Linked DNA regions of Homo sapiens: regions 2 and 3 are each linked to region 1. A link is a contact called in ENCODE Hi-C or POLR2A ChIA-PET data. All regions are on one chromosome and are shown on one strand. The core of a region is the stretch at or near the end of the contact, and the rest is flanking DNA. Distances in the headings are between cores, read along the strand shown. Region 1 holds the start of SRSF8 (serine and arginine rich splicing factor 8). Region 2 holds the start of MTMR2 (myotubularin related protein 2). Region 3 has its middle 100 kb from the start of FAM76B.

Evidence for each region. Hi-C counts contacts between places; a loop is a spot of excess contacts on that map. ChIA-PET counts read pairs that join two places held with the same protein, here RNA polymerase II (POLR2A). Pooled maps may share reads with other maps.
Region 2: a loop to region 1 is called in a pooled map, with 7 times the contacts of the local background. The contact joins the promoter of MTMR2 here to the promoter of SRSF8 in region 1. A Hi-C loop is called at or near these places in 1 of 37 single-sample maps with no recorded cell type and 9 of 50 pooled maps. POLR2A ChIA-PET finds 5 or more read pairs at or near these places in 1 of 52 experiments (HEK293).
Region 3: a pooled map shows a loop between it and region 1 (4-fold over the local background). The contact joins the enhancer-like site here to the promoter of SRSF8 in region 1. A Hi-C loop is called at or near these places in 4 of 50 pooled maps. POLR2A ChIA-PET finds 5 or more read pairs at or near these places in 5 of 52 experiments (B cell, CD4-positive, alpha-beta T cell, activated CD8-positive, alpha-beta T cell and 2 more).

What each region holds. Positions count from the first base shown.
Region 1 is chr11:95,063,631-95,068,168 of GRCh38, forward strand. SRSF8 (serine and arginine rich splicing factor 8) reads left to right here and starts at 3,289. Exons shown (of 1, transcript NM_032102.4): 1 at 3,289-4,538. The coding sequence starts at 3,597. The coding sequence ends at 4,445. RefSeq lists enhancers at 3,113-3,870, 3,595-3,784, 4,365-4,474 and a silencer at 3,265-3,344.
Region 2 is chr11:95,921,746-95,926,283 of GRCh38, forward strand. MTMR2 (myotubularin related protein 2) reads right to left here and starts at 2,362. Exons shown (of 15, transcript NM_016156.6): 1 at 2,130-2,362. The coding sequence starts at 2,209. RefSeq lists enhancers at 2,340-2,389, 2,450-2,579.
Region 3 is chr11:95,685,871-95,690,408 of GRCh38, forward strand. No RefSeq gene overlaps it. Among named protein-coding and RNA genes, the nearest start is that of FAM76B, 100 kb to the right of the region's middle. Within about 2 kb of position 2,346, at least 2 of the 41 ENCODE cell types and tissues checked have a DNase peak (open chromatin) inside an H3K27ac peak, as active enhancers do; they include CD4-positive, alpha-beta T cell, where a contact is called at or near this core.

The sequences.
Region 1 (4,538 bases), core at 2,039-4,538:
TGTAAAGATATAGTATTAAATCATAACTGCATAAAATTAACTATAGTAATACTGTATTATTATAAGAATTTTGTAGCCTCTTCCTTTTGCCATTGCAGTGAGCTCGTGTGGTGAGTATCCTCTTAAAATGCTGCAGGATGCTAATCATCTCTGCCTGAGCAATTTTTTTCTCTCTGGTAAATTGTCTATCACAGTAAAAAGTGATCTCTTGAGTATCATGTTTAGGGCAATATCCTAAAGCTTGAATAATACTATGGGGCCCAGACGAAGTGCCACTAGTGATGCTGGAAATGTTCCCAAGAAGCAGAGAAAAGTCACGACAGTATAAGAAAATGTTGAATTGCTTGATGTGTAGGGTACATTGAGGTCTGCAGTGAGGTTGCCAGCCATTTCAGACAGGCTATTCATCTTGTAAATGGTTAAGGTATCCATAAATATAGTACAGTATAGTAAATACATTTTCTCCTCCTTATGATTTTCTTAAAAACATTTTCTTTTCTCTAGTTTTCTTTACTGTAAGAATCCAGTATTTAGTACATGTCACATACAAAATCTGTGTTAATCAACCGTTGATATCTGTAAGACTTCCAGTCAACAGCAGGCTCTTAGTAGTTCAGTTTTGGGAGGAGTCAAAAGTATTTGAGGAGTTTCAACTGCACAGGGATTCAGCACCCTGAATCCCCTCATTGTTCCAGGGTCAACTGTACATGTATCTGTGTCTGGTCTCAGTATCTGTGCTTAGAGGTACTGTTGATATCAGCTCAAATATTACAGTTTGATAAGGGAGAAGTCTTTTTTTTGTTTTAAGGCATCATTTTGGGGGTTGTCATTTAAATATTTGACTCTAACAGTGCTAGCTCTACCGCCTTGAACAAGTGACTTAATGTCTCAATGACTCAGTTCTGTCATCTGAAAATTAGAGGTATGAATCTTCTTATAGGTCATAAGAATTAAATGATTTATTGTACCAAGAGTAAACCGAACAGTGTTTGCCATGTTATAGTCACCAGGTATGTTAGCTATTTTAAATAATATTTTACTATTAGAAATAAAGAGGGACTTCTGTTCATCAAAAGATATGAAAAAAAGAGAGAAATGACAAACCAAGGAGTGTGAACTGATATTGTATTACTCATATCCAGCAAAGAGCTGATATCCATTATATATAAAGAGCTAGTGCAGAGAACGCCAACCCAATAGAAAAATGGACAAAATACATAATAGGCAGCTTATGAGTAAGAATACCCAAATGGCCAATGAACGTGAAAAAATTACTCACTCTCATTTGCAGTTAGGGAAATGAATTTTTTTTTTTTAAGTTTTAAGTGACAAAATCTCACTGTGTCACCCCAGGCTGTTGTGTGGGGACGAAATCACAGGTAAAACAAATCTTAATGCCCTCACCTAACTGGCTAAAACTAAAAAGTCTGATATTCACCAAAGGTTTGCAAAAGTGAAGAGCACTGAGCACCCTCATACACAGCTATCCTGTGTGTAAATTGATAAAAACTGTTGAAAAACAATCAGGCATGGTAAAGTTTGAATTCACATACAGTTGTCCCTTGATATTCTGCAGGTGGATGGGGTTTGGTCCTTAGTAACCCCTGAGGATTCTGAGGATTTTCAAGTCCATATATAAAATGGCTTGGTATGAGCATGTAACCTATACGTATTTTCCAACATACTTTAAGTCATCTCTAGATTACTTACATTATGATGAAAATGCTATGTAAATAATTGTTTACTGTATTATGTTCTATTTATTTTTATTGTTTTTTTTTTCTGAATAATTTCTACCCACAGTTGGCTGAATTCACTGATGCTGAAGCCAGAGGTTACAGTGGGCTGCCTGTATTCTGTGACAAGGGATCCATTCATACCTAAGAGGACACATGAGCTCCAGTATACATGTCCAAGCATGTTCTGAGCAACACTGTAAGAGGCCAAAAGTGGAAACAACCCAAGTGCCCATCAACAGCACAAACATTTATACCATTGAATGCCTTACGGCAAGGTAACAGGATCAAGTACAGCTACATGGAACACATAGATGAGGGAAATAAAACACAAAATACATTAAAATATAAAAAGCACAATTCTATGTATATAAGGTTACATAACATTTTCAAAATCAGCAACGTTTTAATTAATTTAATTAATTTAGAATTCTCCTGCAGAGGAGTTTTCTCTCTTTTCTCCAATGTGTTAATTTATTTAATCATTTATTTACAACAGCACAGATTAATATTTATTTTATATTTTGGAATATGATATAGTAGTATTTTAGTTTGTTCCTTAAATTGTTCAAGATTTGGCCATTGGGAGCTGTTTTATTGGTTTTTGTACCCCTCTAAAATTACCCCATCAATGCTTTTGTTTGTTTTCTATTTATCACATCCTTATTTTCCAGCACTCCAAGATGCTCTAGGCCCTTTCTGTATATTTCCTTTCCAGATTTAGAAACTGTATTTCTTCATCAGTATTGCTAGATTGTTTTTTTCTTTAAAAGTGTTAGATTTCAGTTTTATTAATCATCTTTTTAAAAAAACATATTGTCCCTTTTATTTGTAATTCTATTTTTATTTTAATGTTTTATTTTTTGTTTTGGTTTTGTTTTACTAATTGCTTGACTTCAACATAAAAAAAGTTTTAGAAATGTGGTTATTAATTTTCAAGTAAATATGATTGGATTCAGGTTTTTTATTTTTAACCTTCAATATTATTTCACTGAGGTCCAGATGTGCTGAATTTATTGACCTATTAAATTTTAATTGACATTTATTTTGTAGTCTTGTATTGGGAAATTCTTCTGTTTTCTATATATTTTTGGTTGTTGCAGGTTATATGATCAAAATTGTTGTTTGTTGTGCAAATTATTATAGCATTACTAGTTTTGTTCTCTGCACTATTGATTTCTGAGAAAACGGTGTTACGGGGAAAAAACAAACTTCCATCATGAGTGCAGATTTTTCAGTTTTACCTTATAACTCTCAGTCTTGGCTATGTGTCACTGTTATGTGTTTAGGTGCGTTAAGTTCATCACTGTAATGTTTTCCTAGTGAATTTTCTTTTCAATAACTATGAAATGTGCTCCTTTGATCCTATCAATACACTGGATATTAATATTGTTGCCCTAGGTTTCTTTTGTTTAATATTTGTCTGGATTGCCTGTTCCCATAAATTGACCTTTAATCAGTTAGCTTTGTTCTTAAGATTGGTTTAAAACGTAGAATAATAGGGAGGAGCATGGGAGGGTGGGACGTCTAATGTAAATCCAGCCCAGTGATTACATTAGCTGGGCGCTGATTAGGTTAGGATGTTGCCCAGGTACAAGGCCAGGATCTTCGGGGCCTGGCTTCATTTGGAGTTCAGCTACCAAAAGGAAACCTTCCTCTGGGTCCTGGAGTATTTGGCCTGAAATTGGGAACTCGGAAGTTGCTGCTCCAGGGCGCTCCCTGCGGAGCTCCGCCGCCCGCCTCTCCGCCCGGCCTTTCCCGGCGTCCCCACGCGGGGCGCAACCGCGAGAAAGAAACGCAGGTCGCACCGTCAGCGCCCAGAGCAGCGCCAGTTTCCGGGCCCGGGCTGCTCTCGGAGCCATGAGCTGCGGCCGCCCCCCTCCCGACGTGGACGGCATGATCACCCTCAAGGTGGACAACCTGACCTACCGCACCTCTCCCGACAGCTTGAGGCGCGTGTTCGAGAAGTACGGGCGCGTGGGCGACGTGTACATCCCGCGGGAGCCCCACACCAAGGCGCCCCGGGGCTTCGCTTTCGTCCGCTTTCACGACCGGCGCGACGCCCAAGACGCCGAGGCCGCCATGGACGGGGCGGAGCTGGACGGACGCGAGCTGCGGGTGCAGGTGGCGCGCTATGGCCGCCGGGACCTGCCCCGCAGCCGCCAGGGAGAGCCACGCGGCAGGTCCAGAGGCGGCGGCTACGGACGGCGGAGCCGCAGCTACGGGCGGCGGAGCCGCAGCCCCAGGCGGCGACACCGCAGCCGATCCCGGGGTCCCAGCTGCTCCAGGTCCCGCAGCCGATCTCGCTATAGGGGTTCTCGCTATAGCCGGTCTCCCTACAGCCGATCTCCTTACAGCCGGTCGCGCTACAGCCGCTCTCCCTACAGCAGATCTCGCTACAGGGAATCTCGCTACGGCGGATCTCACTACAGCTCATCTGGTTACAGTAACTCTCGCTACAGCCGATATCACAGCAGCCGGTCTCACTCGAAGTCTGGGTCCTCCACTAGCTCTCGCTCTGCATCAACCTCCAAATCGAGCTCTGCGCGACGATCCAAGTCCTCCTCGGTCTCCAGGTCTCGCTCGCGGTCCAGGTCTTCATCTATGACCAGGAGTCCTCCCCGGGTATCCAAGAGGAAATCCAAGTCAAGGTCGCGATCCAAGAGGCCCCCCAAGTCTCCTGAAGAGGAAGGACAGATGTCCTCTTAAGAAAATGATGCATCAGGAAGCAACGTGATGGAGGACTTGGGGGAAAAGGATCACATACTCAGTCTATGGAAGCAACGTCCCTGGAAGAAGAGG
Region 2 (4,538 bases), core at 1,112-3,611, 860 kb after region 1:
TGGCATTCTCTTATGGAAAATAGGAATCATACTTATATTTTTGTCCAGAGAGGATTAGGCTAATCTACTATATCACAATTCTCTCGAGGAGTACTTAATTTTCTCAAATTTGTCAGTAACATAATTTTTTATAGAGAAGTTCATATACATATATAATCTTTATACTTGCTGGGCTTTCTGTTTTAGGAAATAAATATGTTCAAGTGGCACCGTTAGGTATATTAGTTTGTAATAATAAAGGACACTTATTTCGTGTAATTGCAAAAATCCAAAACAAAGGTTATTTGCAAAGGAATTATCTTTAAAATTAATATCAATGCATTCATCTTAGTATTGTCATTAAAATTTTAAAAATGACAATGTTAGAGTTCCAAGGGACCTTACAGATTTTCTAGATCAAGCTTCTTATTTTAAAAGATGAGAAAACTGTAGACTAGAAAGTCTAAATGAAAAGACCAAAGAGCTAGCTCAGCCAGAGACTTCAGCATGGGAGCTTCCTAACTTCCAGTACTTCCTTCTTTCTAACATACTGTGCTGCTTCATGTGGTTCTAACTTCTCTGCCTTGGATGAGAGTACTGGTTGCCTCTTATGCTATTCTGAGGCATAGTTGTCATTTGTAACTTTCCCATAAAATTCGAATTTTCCAACCTGTTTTCTGAATGAATTACACAACTGAACATGTTAATCCTCAGCTTTCCAAATTTCAAAGCAATAAATACAGAATTCAAAAAATACTTGATTCAAACGTGCAATATATATAATCAAACTGCAAAGAAAAATCCTCCTTTCCTGGATAATTCAGGCTACAAATTCGAAAAAAAAAAAACCATTTAGTGAGCACCTATCACATGCTGAGACTATGTTAAGTGCTGGAGATATGAAGATGATTAAGATTGCCCTCAAGTATAATAGCTTATAACCTGGTAGAAAAGGCACTTTAAGCCAACAATTATAGTGTGCTTATTAAAGACTCTGAAAAACGACTGTGCAGGGAGCTATGAGTGCATATGGCAATGTAGAATGACGGGATCAGACAGTGGTTCCCCAGTGAGGTGCTGAACATCAACAGGAAAAAAGGCAATAACTACCCATATTTAGCAGAATCCAAAATGAATTATAATAGAGCCACTTCAACTGATTGAAGGAGAAAATGAAAATTGTGTGTTTTCACACAGCAGTTATCGAATCACTCTCTAATAACAATTAGACTATTATTCAGTGGAAAAGAACCAGATTTCATCGTGGCTGCATAAAAAGCAAATACAGGTCTTATATTATTTTTTAAAAAATTTTTAAATCATTATTTTAAAATCAAAGAAAAAGACTGCATCCAAAACGCGTCTAGTTAATATTCATAAAAGCTCTCTGCAAAGCTGCATAAAGTCCTCCTCAAAATTCCAGGATAAAATTCCCATCTGTTACAAGAGAAATGACAACGTGGAGAACCAGTAGCCCAAGAAGGAAGAAAACTACCACTCATTTTGTTTTCTTAAACCTATCACTGGGGATAAAAACCACTCAGATTCCTTGATACTGACTTTCAGCTGGAAGATTTAGAAAAGAGAAGCACAGGAGACATTTTTATTTACATATTTAAGCAAAAAGGGAGGCGAGAAGAAAATCAGAGTGTAGAGAAAAGCATGAAAGAAATTAAGAAGGTGAAGCCATGAAAAGAGAGAAAAGGGCTGGGCAAGAACCCAAAAACCAAAGACATAAGAAGGGGTGGAGGAGGAAAGACTGACTTTAGGATGGTTTTGGAAAAAGTGACAGAGAAAGACAGGAAATGTGGGGAAAAGAATGGGGGCGGGGGGAACTGTCTTAAAAAAGGTTTGAGAGGGAATGAAAGACAGGAGAAAGTAATTAACTGGGACCACCTCCATCGGGGAGAAAACGAGATCGGAATATGAAAGGTAGAGGAATCGATAAAGAAGCAGCGAGTTTTAACCTCCTTTTCCTCAGCCTCCACGCCCCAGGGAGGGAGGCAGAAGTGGTTCCCAAGTCCCGGGGAAGGAATTCCGGCGTAGCCTTCAGAAACCAGAATCCGCGAATTGGGGCAACAATCCAGCAGGTCCCCGGCCCCTCTCCATCCCCTTCGGACGCTGGGCGGGGCCCTGGGCGTCCTGGTTACCTGGACAAGGAGTCCACGCTGGGCGGCCGAGCCGCCGCCGGCTGGGAGCCAAGACTCTCGCAGCTCGAGCTCTTCTCCATCGCGCGGCAGGGGCAGCACAGGGAAAGGCTGAAGCAGTCTTCGCGGCTACAGGGCGGGAGAAGCGGAGGGCGGAGTGCTACGGACCGGGGCCGCAGTCAGGCCAGCGCCGGCCCGGGAGGGAGACCGGAAGCGGCCATGTTCCCCCAGAGTGCACCGCGCCTGTAGGCTGCTGGGCAGCGGGAAGACCCCACTGCGCAGCTCAGACGCCGGCATCGACTCTCCGTGCTGGCTGTGTCCGGCCGCGCGACATCTGGTCTTGGGGAAAGGGAGGTGGCGGCTCCCAGGGTGAGGGGGTCTGGTGAAGCGGGAGGGATGAAGGACCAGACCCTTATGGAAGGAGGAGAAATCCTAGGTGTAAGAGGAATGAGGGAACACTAAACATGAGGGTCTCAGGAAGGCGATAAGGACCTGAGGCCAGGAGGATGATTTAGACAGGAATGTGGGGGTCAAGGAAAACAAGAGGACCGGATAATGAGAGAAAAGTGAGAAAGAGGTATGGGAGAGGGATTGGGGAGGATCTGATATACATGCAAAAAGAATTATATACTACTGGATGCGGTGGTGTTGGATTACCCAAGTAGAAGACAAACTTTCACCGATTTTTCCCTGCCCTTTCAAATTCCCGTGCCTAGCAGGAAGGGAGTGTGGAGGAATAGAACTGTGATAAGAGAACAGGAACTGGGTAAAGGGGAAATGCTTCTGCTAGGATTTTTCTGTTAGGATACAGGAAAGCCATAAGGACACCATAAAGGGATTTTTCTGATTGAGATTGAATCCTAATCATCTCATGTATGGGGTGTAAAATTATGCAAAGATTATTCCTGTAAAAAAAAAATCAGACCATCCTTAAAAAACTTCCTTGCTAGGATAAATTGAATTATATTGATTTAAACTAGATTTAATTTATAATGTACAACTGATGTCTTTTAAAAAACCTTATAGTTGCAGTGCAGTATTAACTTGCAAGTACATTCCCAAGAAGAACAACCTAGCTTAGTTATGTTCAGTGTAAGGTAGAATAGTTACTGATGAGTATGTGTTTAAGCACAAAAGGCTTAGCCTTTTTTGAGTTTGGCGAGGACAGACAGCGACCGATTGTTTTTATTTCCATAATTTTTAAGATACCTTAACTGGACTCTGTAGGCAAAGGGAGTAGGTAGTCAAAAACATTTTTTAACAAGCTTAAATATCTATCATGACTCATAGAAGAATTTCCTTATTTCTTCACCATCTCTACCTGCCTTCCAAAATGCTGACTCACTGTCAGCTACTTTGACTTAAATTTCCTTAGTGAAGGCTGATGAACCCTTGAATGGGAGACCTATGTACTTTCTTCCACCCAGTTCATTCGTAGCACTTTGTTAATAGAACCCTCGAAACCTTCTGCCTGATGTAACAATATGTGTATGGTTCTATCTAGTGATTAATAAAGAACAGTGTAGTAAAAGTGTAGAGACTTTGGAACCAGACAGATCTTCATCGGAATCCCGGTTCTGTCTCTACACTTGCTCTGTGCTGTGGTTAAGTTGTTTCACATCTCTAAAATGGGAATAAAATGGGAATAAAAATATCTACGTAATAGGTTGTTTTTCTCTGTGCAGAGTCGGTTGCACAGTACGGTCTCACTAAGTAGATTTATTATTACTTGTTTTTCCACTGAACTTACTGCTTGACTTCTAACCTGACTGGTAAAATGGTAACTTCTCAGAGTGAAAACACAAGCAAAGAATATCAGCTGGAAATTAATTAGTGAACTCTAATTAATTAATGAACTCTAAGAAAATGAAAAAACATGGTTAACTTGGGACCTCACCAAAAGTTATTAATTTTTCAATTTATAATCTGGGCTGTTTTTTCTCAAACTATCTGCAAGAAGGAACAGTGTTTTGTTTTTAATTTTCAAACCATCACCAACCAAAACTTTTTTAAAATATAAGAAAAATTAATCACAGTTGGTTCCATATCCTCAGATTCAACCAACCACAGATTGAAAAATTTGTAAAAATTGTAAAAAACAAAATAATACAAATAGAAGACAATACAGTATAACAACTATTTACATAACATTTACATTGTATTAGATATTATAAGTAATCTAGAGTTGATTTAAAGTATACAGGAGGGTATGCATAGGTTATATGTAGACACTAATGCCATTTTATTTAAGAGACTTGAGCATCTTTAGCTTTTACTATCCTTGGGGGTCCTGAAACCAATAACCTGCAGATACTAAGGGATAACTGCACTAGGAAAATTAAAGAAAAAGGTTTGCAAAATACAAGGCCAAATTGTTTATTAGATTTAACAGATATTACTCCTTGAAAGTTT
Region 3 (4,538 bases), core at 1,096-3,595, 620 kb after region 1:
GTAAGTGTGGCCTTAAAGGTTGGAGAACTTGAGGATATAAAGTTTACATTGAGAAGCCAGGGAACACTGACAAATCCAAGTCCATCCAGACAATATTGCTTATCTACTCTCTGTGACACTGATGCTCAGAAGAGGAAGCTACAACAATTTATCTGAGCATGCAGACATATAGTAAAGATGCATCTTCCATAAACTGAAAAATGTACACTACTTTTTTTATGTGTTCAGCCATATAACATCATAATTATCCCATTTCTGGTTCAATGCTCAATGGAAAATTATAATGTTTTATGAATAATTGAAGCTGACTGAATCATGTACATTTTTATCAGGGCTAATTCTGATGTTTCATACCAAGGTTTGGCATCAAAAGGCTAAATATAGTTGGAAAAAGAATTATTAATTCACATCTCATAAGAAAAACTGCAAGTAGAAGATGAGTATTTTGAAGATGTTTTCACTGTCGGTGGTGGAGAAATCAGAGGAAGAGTAAGTTGTACTCACATGAGAATACATCTCATACACCATTAAAGTACAGAAACATTTTCTATCATATAAATGCTCCTATTATATTAAAATAAGTTATTGCGTAACTATTGCACCTATAAAAGGGACACCCGAAGTATCTGAAGTCAATTCTAAAGTCAGTTATATAAGTAACAGGCAAATCTGGAAATATGGAATCCAGAATAAATGAGGCTACTTTGGAAAATGGGGGTGAAATTTTATCCCAACTATTATGGAACCCACTAATCTCAGCTGGGCTTGTGGGTTCCTGGAATGATGATTACATTTCCTAGTCGTCTTTGCAGATATGTGCAACCTTACAACCAAGTTCTGGCCAAAGAAGTAGTGTGTACAACTTTGGAACAGTGTTTAAAAAGGGAAAAGGCATGATTTTCTCCTTTCTTTTCTTCTTTCTCTTAACTGATATGGATAATAACCGGAGCTTCAACAAGCATCTTGGACCATATACAACACCCCCAAGGGATGGCAGAGAAGAAAACTGGAGGAAACTTGTTCATATCCCTCTTGGATGCTGATCTCCAGTTTTTACATGAGACAACAAAAAGTTCTGATTTAAGCTGCCATATTTGGGTTTTCTTCCACAAGACACTGAACCCAATTCTAATAAATACAAGGGGAAAAGTAAAACTGTCTCATGTTCCTGACCTGAGCTTTGGAGGATGTCAATTTCTAAGAAAGTGTTTCTTGGATGATACATTCAAAAATTAATAATCAACTCATGGAAATAAGCCAAGTACTAGAAAGTTGGAGATTCAAATAAATCATTTCTTTATCTCTGGGACACACAGGGGCTGGGACAGATTCTGTAAGATGCTGCAGAAAGTCACATCTTGTGGGCCAAACTGTTTAGATTCTTCCTACTGTGATTTCTTCCAACTCTCCATATTTATTTCCCTGCTTTTCTCCTTGAGCAGTTAGCAAAATTTTGTTTTGTTTTGCCAGGGACAAAATTAAAAGAAGGACAAGAGCCTCCTGACACTGGCATACCTGTGTGAGGGTGACAGTAGAAATAAGCAAGAAACCCCTAAATGAGTAATTCCCACCCCTGCTACACGAACAACACCTTCTTAGAACGAATATTTTGTGATCATCCCTTTGCTATACTAAAATAAAATTCAAAAATAATATAACCTATCTGCACATAAGAAGAAATCAATATAAGTATTAAACTATATTATAAAAGAAAAAATAAAAGGAAAATAGTTGATGATAATGGTCTTTCATAAGTAAATGCTCAAGTATGATCATGCTAGAAGACAAAAGTGCCCCCACATTTTCAAAATGCTCCCCAGGGAATGTATAGTATGCAATGCCCTATACGATATGGCATTTTCCTACCTTGGAAAGTGATAAAACTTCAGGGTCAGAATGATGTCTCTTCCTTCTCTACAAGAGCCTCTCCTTCCAAGGACGACCTTAAAGTTCTTGGTTTTATTTTCTTAAGAAACATAACATTTTCTTACAGCAGTGTTACTTCAAATGTGTTCTGTAGCAAGTGAATTTCCTGTGAACAGGTGTTATGTTAAAGAAAAATTGTACTCTAATTGTTTAAGAAATATTAGTTCCAAATTAAATATTTTGTCTTGCTTTATGACATTTCAGAGTCTTGAAGTTGTCACCGTGCATTGACAATCTAACTCCCAAAAGTATTTTATCACAGAATCCTTTTCCACTGGGTCCATGGAAGAAACCTAGAAAACACTACCTTACATCCTGCCAAGGAGTGCATCAACACAGACAAGAGAGGCTTTTTGGAGGATCACAAATCTACTTCTGAAAGACAGTCTTTAGTTGACTAATTGATTTTGCATGAAAGTGGCCATGTAAAGCTGACCTGGAAGTCATGAATTTCACCACATCTCACTTAACTGTCATGACAGAAAGGCAAATGGGTAGAAACAATCTGACATCAGAGGTGTTTCCAGAAAAGCACAATTTTAATGTTGCTAGTGGTACTGACACATATTTGAGCTCATATTTTACATCACATGGATCTATAGCTATTTTAACAAGACGTTACAGATTTTATCTGTTCATAATATTGACAATGAGGCATTAGAAAAGGATATATGTTGATCAATATCTTTAAAGCGCATATTTTTCTAGTAGCTTCAATAATATTTACCATGTCTGAAATTTCTATTTAGTATAGTGACATTTTTACAATCACTGTTTTATGTCATCCACACAACCCTTCAATGAGCTATCATTAGTCCCATCTTTCAGATAAAGAACCTGTATCTCAGTGTGGGTAAGTGCCAACGTCATAGAATTTTTTAGTTGCAGAACTTGGACATAGCCTACGTCTATCCTGCCCTGCAGCCCATGTTTATTCCACTGCCTCCCTTAATCAAGGGAAAATTTTTAGAATGTTTTCCATTAAAAAAAATCAGTTACAGCAATTACAAGTTAACCATCAGTTATCAGGAAAACAGCCATCCACAGATACCCAGAATCACTCATTCCTTGAGGGTACGATAGCCCATGGTTTCATGTACATATTTGAATTGACAAACCTCCTCTGAACTGCTGAAAAGTTTACGAGGTCTAAAATACCATCATGTTTTTCTTCCTCCCTCATCGTCACCTGGTTTAAACTTCAAGGTGTGTTCTTTGAAAAACACTTGTTTCCAGTGACTCATTTTGAAATCACTGATTTCATCTTCCTTGTTCTTTGCAAAGCCAGGAAAAGAGATCAAGACCACATTGTTTTCACCTTCAAAAACACTTGCCCTGTAACCGGAAGAGTCCAGAACTGTTTTTGTTAATTCGTTGAATAATGTGTTCTTGTTTCATCTTTTCACAAGAGCAGAAATCCACTCTCAGAATAGGGCTCCCTGCTTGCCATCTGCTTATCCACCAGCAATTTTCAACCAACCTGTTTGGAAAGGATTCACTTATGCAGTCAACACATTTATTGAGCATCTACTTTGTACCAGACACTGTTCTACATTCTGAGAATACAGAAATGAGATAGATGCAACATTTTGTCCTTAGAGTTTTTACTTTAATGAGAGAGATATAATGAAAAACATACAAATAAAAATGATTATTCTAGATAGTGAAAACACTCATGAAGAAAAATTTAAAAGGGTGGCATAGCATAGAGTGAGTCAGGTGAAAGATTTCTTTAGATTGGGTGGTCAGGGACAGCTTTCTGAGGAGGAAACATTTGAGCTGAGATTAGAATGTTAATGAGACAGCAATGACAGGATTTGGAGGAAGAGTCCCAGAAGAGCCTTAAGATGAGAACAAAATTGGTGGGGATGAGGAATGGAAAGGAGGCAGATGCAGCTGGAAAGGGATAAGGGAAGAGAAAACAGTTGATGAGGTCAGAGATGCTATTAGGGCCCAGCACCTGTGGTAGAGAATTTTAATTTTATCCCAACTGCAGTGAAAAGACATTAAAGAATTTTGAGGCTGCTGTTTAGAGAGCTGATTACATATTGGCAAAAATGGAGCAGAAAGACCAGTTAGGGGCAACTGCAGTAGTTCAGGTGAGAAATTACAATGCCTGGACTAGGTAGTCCACGAAGATGGGAGGAAGTAAATGTCTTTCATGATAGAACAGCCAGCATGTGCTCATAAATTGCACGAAAAAAAATGGGACTGGATTGTTATGCTAGTGACATTTTCTGAATTCAGGAAGACTAGGAGAGAATAGATTTGGGAGAGGGATGGGAAATCAAGTGAAGTATTGGAAATGTTGACTTGGAGATTCCTATTCATCATCTAAACAGAGATGTCAAGAAGCTGACTGTACAAGAGGTCAAAGAAGGGGTTCATAGCTGAAGATATGTAGAGTATCTCATAAGACCCCTGAGGGCACACCCCTTGCAAAGCCCAACCCCAGATTTCAAACACAGTCTTTCCCAGTTTCGCATTGGGAAACTGGAATGGGAAGCTGGGCAAGATTGCGTAATGGGAAACCGGGAAAGACTGTGTTTGAAATCTGGAGTTTAACTGATCCTATCTTAGTATTAATTCTCCATTAAAGTACTTAGTCTCCA